Regions from separate parts of the Homo sapiens genome. Here region 2 is linked to region 1. Evidence: chromatin contacts called from ENCODE Hi-C or POLR2A ChIA-PET data. All regions are on one chromosome and are shown on one strand. The core of a region is the stretch at or near the end of the contact, and the rest is flanking DNA. Distances in the headings are between cores, read along the strand shown. Region 1 holds the start of CCDC146-AS1 (CCDC146 antisense RNA 1). Region 2 overlaps CCDC146 (coiled-coil domain containing 146).

The links. A loop is a pair of places that touch in the nucleus more often than their neighbours do. ChIA-PET counts read pairs that join two places held with the same protein, here RNA polymerase II (POLR2A). Pooled maps may share reads with other maps.
Region 2: a loop to region 1 is called in a pooled map, with 6 times the contacts of the local background. The contact joins the enhancer-like site here to the promoter of CCDC146-AS1 in region 1. A Hi-C loop is called at or near these places in 1 of 168 maps with a recorded cell type or tissue (Panc1), 1 of 37 single-sample maps with no recorded cell type and 6 of 50 pooled maps. POLR2A ChIA-PET finds 5 or more read pairs at or near these places in 2 of 52 experiments (T-cell and activated CD4-positive, alpha-beta T cell).

Annotation. Positions count from the first base shown.
Region 1 is chr7:77,245,535-77,252,097 of GRCh38, forward strand. CCDC146-AS1 (CCDC146 antisense RNA 1) reads right to left here and starts at 3,174. Exons shown (of 2, transcript XR_007060387.1): 1 at 1-3,174. All of the region lies in intron 4 of CCDC146 (coiled-coil domain containing 146), which reads left to right. RefSeq lists a silencer at 1,772-1,821.
Region 2 is chr7:77,156,322-77,163,639 of GRCh38, forward strand. The region is part of intron 1 of CCDC146 (coiled-coil domain containing 146); the gene reads left to right. The region is part of intron 1 of LOC124901678 (a long non-coding RNA gene); the gene reads right to left. Among named protein-coding and RNA genes, the nearest start is that of CCDC146, 37 kb to the left of the region's middle. Within about 2 kb of position 1,275, at least 4 of the 41 ENCODE cell types and tissues checked have a DNase peak (open chromatin) inside an H3K27ac peak, as active enhancers do.

The sequences.
Region 1 (6,563 bases), core at 1,924-4,423:
GCACTGTGAACCCGGAGAGTGGGAACACTCAGGCCGCACACGTGCAGGGCTGTCCTGACGTGACCCTGACCTTGGTGACTGTCTACTCTCCCGTGGCTGGTTCCTGTGGTCCTTGTTGCACATTCAGGGTTTATTAGTTGTTTTCCATTCTTGGTCCAGTGCTGATAGCAAAGTTGGAACCAAGAAACAACAGATCTGGTAACAAAGGAAAGGAGGAATGATCTTAGCAACACATCTGGAATTCCAGAAAATTAGAATGTGACAGAAGAGGCATGTAGGTACTCAGGAGTAGTCACAAGGAAAAACTCATAGCTAGAACAGATTTTACCTTAACTTAAAAAAAAAAAAAAGTTTGCTCTTCTGTGGCAACAAATATCTTAAAAGAACTAACTTAGTTAGAACAGGTTTCTCTGAATGTGTTTCTCATTACTCAAAAAGAAGCACCTGAGACACTTGTTTGAAAGGAAGATCCCATCCAAAAAGTAATGATTATGATTTTTGCCCCAGCCCACCGCCCCCACCCAAAGTGACATTTGCTTATGTGACTCTGACTCACATTATAGTTAGAGGACCGTGGGTTCCAAAGGTGGTTCTCAGCCCTGACTGGTCAGTCACCAGAGTCTCCTCTCAGTGATCATTCAGTCTATGCATAAACACTTCCAGTGACAGGAAGCTCTCAGCCTCCCACAGAGGCTCACGCCAACTTTGGAAATGCTCCTACACTTAAATGGTTGTTGGATTTGTTTATAAACCTACCTTCTTGCAACTTTCACCCATCCATGCTGTTTCTACTTCTGTGGTGAATGATGCCTCTCACACATGTCAGCATATCGGGCTTCCTGCATTATCTCTTCACCCATAGATCCTTAAAACCAAAAGCCTTTTGACGTTGCTTTAGAAAGGAAGTAAATCCTAAGGAGCTTTGATGTTGAAGCACCCCTTAGTCAGGAAAGCTGAAAAATGTCAGATTTAAGTTTTAATGCAAGTTTGAAAGGTTAGGAGTTAATACATACCAGGAGGCATAGAAACAGAAACATGTTTTTGCCCCAGTAATCCCATGCAAAAGTGATAACCCAAAAGGAGAGAAAAAGATATAATGCATAAAGATATTGATATTTATGAAAGTGAAAAATTGGAAGCAATCTGAATTCTCAAAAAATGTGGAATATTTAAATAATGCATTCCAGAAATACCTTGTTACTGAACCTCTGTAGTCAGAGCGGTATTTGTGTGTCAGTTTAGCTTTGACTGTGTGACTTTGGAAAAGTTGCTTAACTCCTCAGTTTCTTCATTTGTACAACAAAAATCACAATTCCTACTTAGCAAGGTTGTGAATTTTAGATATGATAAATTTAAAGCACCTGGCACACAGTATGTTCAGTATATGATAAATAATACTTAAGATTATTTTATTATGGTATATCTACCCAGTAGAAAACCTTGTAAATAGCTATTATTATAAAGTCTGTTTAGCAACTTAGGAAAATATTTTAATTAAATGTTAGGTAAAAATGGATTCAACCACACATATACATTTAAAATAAGTTTATTAAAAGATAACAGGGAAAATAAAAATGATCAACCATGTGTGATGGAGTAGGATTATAATCTTTAAAAATAGAAAAATACATTCCTTTTAGAGGAAATAAGTCAGTATTTCCTAATAAAAAAAGAAAAATGTATCATAGAAATGTAAGTTTTAAATGTCCTAAAGAATTAGTCATTTTATGTTTGTTTAAACATAAAAATATACTTAAAGGAAAGACCATAAGTCACATCTTGTGAAAGAGCTTGCTGTCACCATTTTGAAACTCAGAAATACTCAGGTTGCCTTTACAACCGAAAGATAGTAGCACACTACTACCCCCTGGTGGCAGCATGCCCGAGGTGTAGGATCAATACCTGGGAAGTAAAATACCACTAATGTATATGCAAGCTCTAAAAGCAAAGGCATAACTATTTAAAGATCTAAACTCAGCTTCAATTTGTGGTCTAGACAACTAATCTATATTAAATTCAATGTGACACATGTATTACAAAATTCATCTACATTATTGCAAATAAAATGTCAAAAATAACATAATCCCATTAAAAAGTAGGCAAAGGACATAAATAGACATTTTTCAAAAGCAGACAAATGGCTAAGAATCAAATGAAAAAAGTTCATCACTAATCAGAGAAATGCAAATTAAAACCACAATGATATATCATTTTATACCAGTCAGAATAGCTATTATTAAAAAGATAAAAAATAAGATGTTGGCGGAGTGCTGAGTAAAGGGAACACTTATACATTGTTGCTAGGAATGTGATTGGTACAAGCTCTATGGAAAACAGCATGGATATTTCTCAAAGAACTAAAAATAGAACTACTAATCCATCTGGCAATCCTACTATTGGCTATATACCCAAGAAAAAGAAATCATATCCAAAAGATACCTGCGCTCATATGTTTATTGCAACACTATTCACAATAGCAAAGATAAGGCATCAACCTAAGTGTCTGTCAAGAGATTGGATAAAGAAAATGTGACATATATATACAATGGAATACTATTCAGTCATAAAATGAAATCATGTATTTTGCAGTAATATGGATGGAACTGAAGGCCGTTATCTTAAGTGAAAAAAACTCACAAACAGAAAGCCAAATACCACATGTTCTCATAAGTGGGAGCTAAGTAATGTGTACACGTGGACGTAGAGTGTGGACTAGTAGATACTGGAGACTTAGAAGGGTGGGAGGACAGAAGGAGGGTGAAGGATGAGAAATGACTTAATGGGTATACATGTATATAATTTGAGTGATGGTTGTACCAAAAGCCCTGACGTCACCACACTGCAATATATCCATGTAACAAAACTGCACTTGTATCCCTTAAATGTATACAAATGAGAAAACCTGGTGTGCATGTGCTTTTAGCTCATGTTCCTAGATCTATGGACTAGTGGGATCTGGTTATTTGTTATAACCAGTGGACATAATTGTCTGTGTATTCATTTATTTCATATGATTTTCCAAGTGTGATCAATACAAACTTTAAAATCTTTCCATATCGGGAAATCATATGACTTCTTTGGCACTTAATAGTTAGTCATTAAATAAAGAATAGCAAGAAAAATGAAAAATATTTCTCTAGATTTCTTCAGGAAATCTGGTCAATAAAACAGTTCAAAATACGGTTATTGGAAGAAACACGCAATTATATCGAACTCATTTTGTTTAGAACATTCAAGCTATTTGAAGCAATTTCCAAAATGTCATTCTAGCATCGTGTCCTCTCATCTTATTAGTTAAAATAAAAATATAAACTTTTTTTGTATTTTCTCATGAATAAGTGAACAAAACCATATGTTCCCATTCACTGTCTGTACTTTCTAATGTTTTTATTTCTTTTGTTTGTTAATCTCAATTTACAATGATGACTGGCTTTTAGAAAAACTGACATTTCTTTCTATAGATGCCAAGTATATCCAATTGATTGATGGGATTATTGAGTTTGACTATGTCCTTAACTGATCTTCTGACTTCTGGATCTGTGCACTTTTGATAGAGGGATGTTGAAGTCTCCAGCTGTGAGAGTGGATTCATCTACTTCTCCTTGCACTTCTATCAGTTTTGCCTCATGTATTTTGATGTTCTGTTGTTAGGTGCAAATATATTAAGAATCCACTGGCCGGGCGCTGTGGCTGTCACCTGTAATCCCAGCACTTTGAAAGGCTGAGGCAGTCAGATCACGAAGTCGAGATCAAGACCATCCTGGCCAACATGGTGAAACCCTGTCTCTACTAAAAATACAAAAATTAGCTGGGCGTGGTGGTGCACACCTGTAGTCCCAGCTACTCGGGAGGCTGAGGCAGGAGATTCTCTTGAACCCAGGAGGCGGAGGTTGCAGTGAGCCGAGATCGCACCACTGCACTCCAGCCTGGCGACAGATTGAGACTCTGTCTCAAAAAAAAAAAAAAAAAAAAAGAATTCATTAGGTCTTCTCAGAGGATTGACTCTTTTATCATTATATAATGCCCCTCTTTGTCTCTGATAACTTTTTCTTGCTCTGAAGTTCGTTCTGTCTGAAATTAATTTAGTGACTCATCTTTTTTTAATGTTAGCATGGCATATCTTTCTCTATCCATTTACTTTTAATATATATGTGTCTTTATATTTAAACTGGATTATTGGCAAACACAGCATATAATTTGAGTCTTGTTTTTGTTTGTTTGTTTTTCTTTTTGGATCCATTGTGACAATCTTTTAACTGACATTTAAAATGATTACTGTTGTAGTTGGGTTAATATCTTCTGCCATATTTTCACTGTTCTCTATTTGTTGTGCTTGTTCTTCATTCCTGTTTTTGTTCTCTCTTTTTATGCCTTTTGTGGTTTTAACTAAGCATTTAATATAATTCCATTTTCTCTCCTTTCTTAGTATATCAGTTGTACATCTTTTTTTACTTTAAGTGGTTGCCATGGAGTTTGCAATATACATTTACAACTAATTTAAGACCATTTTCAAATAACACTATACCACTTCAAGTACTTTTTAAGTAACAAAATAGTCCTATTCCTCCTTCCTATCCCTTGTATCATTGCTGTCATTCATTTCACTTACACATGGGCATACATAAATATATATGCATATGTAATTGAATACATTGCTGCTGTTATAAATTTGAACAGTGTTATCGAGTATCTCAAGAATAAGACAAAAGCTTTTCTTTTACCTTCACTGATTCCATAGCTAATGCTCTTCATTTGTGTAGAACTGAGTTTCTGACCTATATAATTTTCCTTCCCTCTAAAGAGCTTCCTTTAACATTTCTTGCAAAGCAGGTCTATTGACAAACAAATGTCCTCAATTTTTATCTGAGAAAGGCTTTATTTCTCCTTTACTTTGGAGAATAATTTCACAAGGTACAGAGCTTTAGTTTGGTGGTTTTTTCTCTCAACACTTTAAATATTTCACTCTACTCTCTTCTTGCATGTATGGCTTCTGAGGAGAAATCGGATGTAATTCTTTGTTCCTCCATAGGTAAGTGTGTTTTTCCTGTAACTTCTCTCAGGAATTTTCATTATCTTTGACTTTCTGTAATTTACATATGATATGTCTAAGTGTTCTTTGAGCTTCCTCGATCTGTAGTTTATTTTCCTGCATTAATTTGAAGGAAATTCTCAGACATTATTGCTTCAGGAATTTCTCGTGTTCCTTTCTTTCTTCTCCTGGTATTCCTCTTATGAGTATTTATGCCTTTTGTAGTTGTCCCAGAGTTCTTGGATATTCTGGTATTTTCCTAGTCTTTTTTTTTTTTTTTTCCAGTTTGGGTAGTGTCTAGTAAGATATCCTCAAGCTCAGAGATTCCTTCCTCAGCCAAGTTCGTTCTGTTAGTAAGCCTATTAGAGGCATTCTTCATTTCTGATACAGTGATTTTGATCTCTGGTATTTGTGTGTGTGTGTGTGTGTGTGTGTGTGTGTGTGTGTGTGTGTGTGTGTGTGTTTGGTTGTTTGTTTTTGAGACATAGTCTCACTCTGTCCAGGCTGGAGTACAGTGGCACAATCTCGGCTCACTGCAACCTCTGCCTCCCAGGTTCAAGATAATCTCCTGCCTCAGCTTCCTGAGTAGCTGGGATTACAAGTGGCCGCCAATACGCCCAGCTAATTTTTGTATTTTTTGTAGAGATGGGATTTCACCATATTGGCCAGGCTGGTCTTGAACTCCTGACCTCAAGTTATCTGCCCGCCTCAGCCTCCCAAAGTGCTGGGATTACAGGCATGAACCACCATGCCTGGCTGAGTATTTCTTTTTTATTATTTCTTAGAATTTCCTTCTCTCTACTTAAACTGCCCATTTCGGGATTGAGTTTATCTGTTAGCGTTCTTAGCCTATTAGTCATAGTTGTTTTAAATTCCTGATAATTCACACATCCCTGCCATATCTGGTTCTGATGGTTGCTCTGTCTCTTCAGATTGTGTTTTTTGCCTTTCAGTGTGCCTTGCAGTTTTTTTCTTGATAGCCAGACACGATGTACTGGGTAAAAGGAATTGCTTTAAATAGGACTTCAGGAACATGGTGGTAAGGTGTGGAGGGAGGGGAGCATTCTACAGTGTTGTGATTAGGTCTCAGTAGCAGAGGTCATATGTAATGGGAGCCCACAGGAGCCAAAATTCTGGGGGAAGGGAACCTTTGGAGCTGTGATTCTCAAGAGAATTAAAAAGTCTCTTTTGCTCGCTCGCTCTTGTGCTCTTTCTCTCACACAGATGTCAGTAAATTTGAAGATAAAAATTGTCCAATCTGAACAGAGAGAAAAAAATTTTGAATAAAAATGAACAGATCCATGGCCGGGCGCAGTGGCTCACGCCTGTAATCCCAGCACTTTGGGAGGCCGAGGCAGGCAGATCACCTGAGGTCAGGAGTTCAAAACGAGGCTGGCTAACATGGTGAAACCCCGTCTTTACTGAAAATACAAATATTAGCTGGACGTGGTGGCACGTGCCTATGGTCCCAGCTATCCAGGAGGCTGAGGCAGGAGAATTGCTGGAACCCACAAGGTAGAGGTTGCAGTGAGCC
Region 2 (7,318 bases), core at 25-2,524, 91 kb before region 1:
ATGAGGCAATTTTTATCTGTACATATTTACTGCAAGAGTTTTCATTTTTCCTTTAAGATTCTTTTTGTTTTTCCTGTAGGACTCTTTTCTTTTCAGGATTCTTTTTTCGAAAGTCCTCTTTATCATTCCTTTTAGGAAAAAAAAAAATGTTGTGATTTGATTTGTTGGGTCTTTGAATAACATTTTTACTTTCTTTTTTAAAAAAAGCATCTCCATAAATATATATACCTACTATGTACCCACAAAAATAAAAATAAATAAAATAAAATATGTATCTATATCTTAAAAAATGTTTCAAGTCTAACATTGTCTTTGTATGGTAAAAATGAGCATTGTATAATTGTACTTAGAATATAAAATCTAGGCAGGAATAACTGCAATCATTTTATCTGTGGCTTTTAGGACTATTAAGTTAGTTCCATCTGATTTTGTTGTTGTTGTTGTCCATTAAATGGATCTGAGGTATGCCTCATGTCAGATTGGCTGCCCAATATTCTGAGCCTGTCATATAGTGGACCGGAGGCCCCATAGGATGAGCCTTAAATTTTATAGACTTTTTATGTTATCTCCAAAAGATAATATACATATAATTACCAGAGATACACTGACAGAATTGAAGGCACTTGTCATACAACTTTATACCACAATTTTTGTAACCCTGTTTTGAAGTTTCTATGTTTTTTAACATGTTAGGAAACTAAAACAAAACAAAACAAAAAAATGGAAGTGTCCCAGAGTTCTCCCTTCCTCCAAGGGGTCAGCTCTGAGTTCCTGTAGAAACATGTTGTAATTAACCTTGTAGAGCAATGGGCTGCTGGGGGAAGGAGCACCCAATCTTATCTTCAGGGCAGTCAGAAGAGCCAAGTCACAAAAAAGAACACTCAGGTTCTGTGTGGGACTAGGAGAGAAATAAATCATGTTCAACTTTACATTACACCCTGCTGTTTCTAAAATGAGCAAAACCTGTGCTTGTTCAATGATGAGTAATATTGAAAGACCGTGTGGTTTTCTGCTACAGCTTTCTTGAAGCATTGCCATTTTATTGTCCAAAAGTCACATTGTTTGTGTATCCTGCCCCATTCTCTGGAGCATGCAGTATTTGGTTTTTACACATGCTCCTTGTAACTATCTAGAAATGTTTCCTTAATAATTCAAAATCAAAACAAAATGATGATCACCTATGTTTCATTTGAAGAAGAGGAATTACTGATGTGTATTACAAAACAAGGGGTACCCTGCAATGTTTATTGCTTAATTATTCTTTGTGAAGCTTCCTATTTTGGCTTATTCATGTCTTCTGCTTTCTTAAAATCCCCTTAAGGCCACATCCTCTTCTCTTCAGACTCCTACAGCATCTCATGGTACTGCCTTGCCTCCTTCCAGTGGGGGCTGCTTCTCTGCAGAACTTGCTATGCCAGTGGTGCTCCCTGTAAGTGTGCAGTGTGTGGCCACCCTGTTTCTGTGGTCCAAGTTATCATAGCACCAATTTCAGTTAAAACGTTTAGAATTTTATGTCTGTGATTTTTTGATTAACTTGTCTTGCTGCCAGTCTCTGCGTCCCCTAAGGTCAGGAACCTTGTCTGGTCTTGCTCACCATGGTACCTATCTCCTACCCATAGCACAGTGGCTGGGTCCCAGCCTCCAGATTGTTTCCTTGCCTCTAAATTCACACATTTTCCAAGCCATTCTTCTCAGCAATATTGTCAGCAATATCTTTACAACTCTGCCATGGCTCCCAATGCCTAGAGTTCAAGTCCCAAATTCCAGGCTACCAGTTACTTTTTCAGCCCTATCTACTCTCCTAAGAACGTTGCTTTTTATTTGGGCTTATTTTACCTCAGCTTATGTGACAGAGAACTAGTTCTTTCCCTGCCTTACTTTCTCTTCAGATTATACATTGTTTGCATATTTGTAAATTCTTTATAGGAAAACTCAATAAATATTTATTTAATTGATTTAGGCATTCTGGAGATATAAGTCTCTAGAATTACCATACCTGATGGCTATGTAGTTCTTCCTATGCCAGGAATTTAAGGTGTTATATTAAACATTCTCTGTTCATATCACCGTAGCCTGAGAATATACTTTATTCTATTATTTTATTTACAGCTGTCAATCATATTGCCTGCAATATGGAACTATTAATACAATGGGCTTTGCAATCCTATATATTAACTGTCTTTGGATATTTATTGTTTTTTTTTGTTTTTTGTTTTGAGACAGAGTTTCACTCTGTTGCCCAGGCTGGAGTGCAGTGGCGCTATCTCGGCTCACTGCAACCTCTGCCTTCCAGGTTCAAACGATTCTCCTGCCTCAGCCTCCTGAGTAGCTGGGATTACAGGCGCCCACCACCATGCCCGGCTAATTTTTGTATTTTTAGTAGAGACGGGGTTTCACCATGTTGGCCAGGCTGGTCTCTAACTTCTGACCTCGTGATCCGCCCACCTCCACACCACAAAGTACTGGGATTACAGGCGTAAACCACTGCGCCCAGCCAGATATTTGTTTTATCCATTAAACTTTGTTATCTGGTTAAGTCCTTTCCTGCCTATTTAATTAGATTAATTAGTGTTTTTTTGTTTTAATTCACACAGACTTTTTTATATTTGCCTCTGTTGGGTTTTCTTTCACTACTCATTCTCCCTGTCTTTCCTTTTTTAAAAAAACACGTTATTGAGGTATGGTTGATGTATAAAATACTGTACATATTTAATGTATACATCTCAATGAGTTTGGGGATAAGTATACATCCATGAAACCACCAACCATCATCAATCTCATAAACATATCTATCACCATCCAAAGTTTTATCCACCCCCTGTATTATTATTTTTGTTGCTGCTTTATCATAAGATCTAATCTCTTAGTAATTTTAAGTATACAATAGGGTATTGTTAGCTACAGGCACTATGCTGTCTAGTAGATCTTCAAAACTTATTTATCTTGCATAGCTGAAATTTTGTACTCTTTAACTATTACTCCCCAGTTTCTCCTACCCCAAGTCCCTGGCAACCACCATCCCACTCTGCTTCTATGAGTTTGACTGCTTTAAGTTCCATATATAAGTGAGATCATATAGTATTTGTATTTCTCTGTCTGCCTAAATATTTCATTTTCTATCCATGATGTTGCAAATGGCAGAATTTCCTTTCCTGTGGCTGTAAAATGTTCCATTGTATACATATATCGCAATTTCTTTGTCCATTCATATGTCCATGGAAATTTATGTTGTTTCCATATCTTGGCTTTTGTAAATAGTGATGAAATGAACGTGGGAGTGCCAATATCGCTTCGAGATCCTGATTTCGATTCATTTGGATATATAACCAGAAGAATTGCTGGATAATAAGGAAGGTTTATTTTTTACTTTTTGAGGAAACTTCATACTGTTTTCTATAATGGTTTACCAACTTACCTTCCCACTAACAGTGTACAAGGGTTCCTTTTTCTTCACATTCTTATCAACAATTACTATCTTTTGTTGCCATTGCTTTTGGTGTTTTAGACATGAAGTCCTTGCCCATGCCTATGTCCTGAATGGTAATGCCTAGGTTTTCTTCTAGGGTTTTTATGGTCTTAGGTCTAACGTTTAAGTCTTTAATCCATCTTGAATTAATTTTTGTATAAGGTGTAAGGAAGGGATCCAGTTTCAGCTTTCTACATATGGCTAGCCAGTTTTCACAGCACCATTTTTTAAATAGGGAATCCTTTCCCCATTGCTTGTTTTTCTCAGGTTTGTCAAAGATCAGATAGTTGTAGATATGCGACGCTATTTCTGAGGGCTCTATTCTGTTCCATTGATCTATATCTCTGTTTTGGTACAAGTACCATGCTGTTTTGGTTACTGTAGCCTTGTAGTATAGTTTGAAGTCAGGTAGCGTGATGCCTCCAGCTTTGTTCTTTGGGCTTAGGATTGACTTGGCGATGTGGGCTCTTTTTTGGTTCCATATGAACTTTAAAGTAGTTTTTTCCAATTCTGTGAAGAAAGTAATTGGTAGCTTGATGGGGATGGCATTGAATCTATAAATTACCTTGGGCAGTATGGCCATTTTCATGATATTGATTCTTTCTACCCATGAGCATGGAATGTTCTTCCATTTGTTTGTATCCTCTTTTATTTCCTTGAGCAGTGGTTTGTAGTTCTCCTTGAAGAGGTCCTTCACGTCCCTTGTAAGTTGGATTCCTAGGTATTTTATTCTCTTTGAAGCAATTGTGAATGGGAGTTCACTCATGATTTGGCTCTCTGTTTGTCTATTATTGGTGTATAGGAATGCTTGTGATTTTTGCACATTGATTTTGTATCCTGAGACTTTGCTGAAGTTGCTTATCAGTTTAAGGAGATTTTGGGCTGAGACCATGGGGTTTTCTAGATATACAATCATGTCATCTGCAAACAGGGACAATTTGACTTCCTCTTTTCCTAATTGAATACCCTTTATTTCCTTCTCCTGCCTAATTGCCAATGGGATCTAATTAAACTAAAGAGCTTCTGCACAGCAAAAGAAACTACCATCAGAGTGAACAGGAAACCTACAAAATGGGAGAAAATTTTTGCAACCTACTCATCTGACAAAGGGCTAATATCCAGAATCTACAATGAACTCAAACAAATTTACAAGAAAAAAACAAACAACCCCATCAAAAAGTGGGCGAAGGACATGAACAGACACTTCACAAAAGAAGACATTTATGCAGCCAAAAAACACATGAAAAAATGCTCTCCATCACTGGCTATCAGAGAAGTGCAAATCAAAACCACAATGAGATACCATCTCACACCAGTTAGAATGGCAATCATTAAAAAGTCAGGAAACAACAGGTGCTGGAGAGGATGTGTAGAAATAGGAACACTTTTACACTGTTGGTGGGACTGTAAACTAGTTCAACCATTGTGGAAGTCAGTGTGGTGATTCCTCAAGGATCTAGAACTAGAAATACCATTTGACCCAGCCATCCCATTACTGGGTATATACCCAAAGGACTATAAATCATGCTGCTATAAAGACACACGCACACGTATGTTTATTGTGGCATTATTCACAATAACAAAGACTTGGAACCAACCCAAATGTCCAACAATGATAGACTGGATTAAGAAAATGTGGCACATATACACCATGGAATACTATGCAGCCATAAAAAATGGTGAGTTCATGTCCTTTGTGGGGACATGGATGAAATTGGAAATCATCATTCTCAGTAAACTATCACAAGAACAAAAAACCAAACACCGCATATTCTCACTCATAGGTTGGAATTGAACAATGAGAACACATGGACCCAGGAAGGGGAACGTCACACTCTGGGGACTGTTGTGGGGTGGGGGGAGGGGGGAGGGATAGCTTTAGGAGATATACCTAATGCTAAATGACGAGTTAATGGGTGCAGCACACCAGCATGGCACATGTATACACATGTAAGTAACCTGCACATTGTGCACATGTACCCTAAAACTTAAAGTATAATAATAATAAAAGAAAAAAAAATTACTATCTTTTGTTTTTTCAATCATAGCCATCCTAACAGGTGTGAGGCGACATCTTATTGTGGTTTTGATTTGCATTTCCCCAGTGGTTGGTAATGTTGATGACCTTTTTATGTACTTGTTGGCCATTTGTATGTTTTCTTCGGAAAAATGTCTATTCAGCTCCATTACCCATTTTTTAATGGGATTATTTGAGTTGTTGCTATTCAGTTGTATAAGTTCCTTGTATGTTTTGGATGTTAACCCCTTGTCACATATATAGTTTGCAAATATTTCCTCCTATTCCATAGGTTGCCTTTTCATTTTGTTGATTGTTTCTTTTGCTGTGCAGAAGTTTTTTAGTTGGATGTCATCTCACTTTATTTTTCCTTTTGTTGCCCATGCTTTTGGTGTCATATCCAAAATATAATCACTAAAACCAATGTCAAGGACTTTTTTCCTATGTTTTCTTCTAGGAGTTTTATGCTTTCAGATCTCATGTTTAATTCTTTAATCTAGTTTGAGTTAACTTTTGTGTGTGATGTAAAACAAGGGCCTGATTTCATTCTTTGGCATGTGGCTATCCAATTTCCCTAACACCCTGTATTGAAGAATCTATGTTGTGCATTCTTGACATCCATGCCAAAAATTACTTGACTGTATATGCATTGGTTCATTTCTGGGCTCTCTATTTTGTTCCATTGGTCTTTTATTTTTATTTAATGCCAGCACCATACTGTTTTGATTACTATAACTTTGTGCTACAATTTGAAATCAGAACATGTGATTTTTTCTAGCATTGTTGTTCCTGCCTAAGGTGGGTTTGGCTATTTGGGGTCTTTTATTGTTCCATATAAATTTTAGGATTTTTTTTTCTATTCCTGTGAAAAAAGTGCCATTGGAATTTTATAGGGATTGCATTGAACCTGTAGATTGCTTTGTATAGTAAACCATTTTAACAATATTAATTCTTCTAATCCATAACATGGGATACCTTTCCATTTATTTATGTCTAATTTCTTTCACCATAGTTTTATAGTTTCCAGTGTACAGATCTTTCATGTCCTTGGTTAAATGTATGCCTAAGTATTTTTATTCTAAAGGTTAAAGTTTTTCTGATGATCTCTATCAGAACTCTGTTGTAGTGTCTTTTAGTTGCTTCCCTGTGCAAATACTTTACTTGCTCTAAAATATTTAGAATGTTTTCAGAATAATAGAGATTGAAAACTTTAGCAAACTGAAGAATTTGTACAGATTCAGCATGGTACTTATCATTTGTTGCCTAGGTAAGCTGCATCATATTTAAAGGTGCAGTGCTCTGAGAAATTGTCTGAACCTAAGTTTTCAAAGTTAATACCATCTTGATTATAAAGATTTCAAGGCCAGGCGTGGTGGCTCATGCCTGTAATCCCAGCACTTTGGGAGGCCAAGACAGGTGGATCACCTGAGGTCAGGAGTTCAAGACCAGCATGGCCAACATGGTGAAACCCTGTCTCTACTAAAAATACAAAAATTAGCTGGGTGTGGTGGCACACGCTTGTAATCCCAGCTACTCTGGAGGCTGAGGCAGGAGGATCACTTGAACCTGGGAGGCAGAGGTTATAGTGAGCAGAGAATGCACCACTGCACTCCAGCCTGGGAGACAGAGCAAGACTCTGTCTCAAAAAAAAAAATACACATATATACGTATTTTTAAAATAAATAGATGCACTATACTTTGCAACCCTTTTGTAATAGCAGAAAACTGGAAATATTCAATACGTTTATAAATAGGAAATTGAGTAACCTATGGTGCATCTATGCAAAGGAGTGCTATGCAGGTATGAAAAGGGATGAGATCTATCTCTGTATATT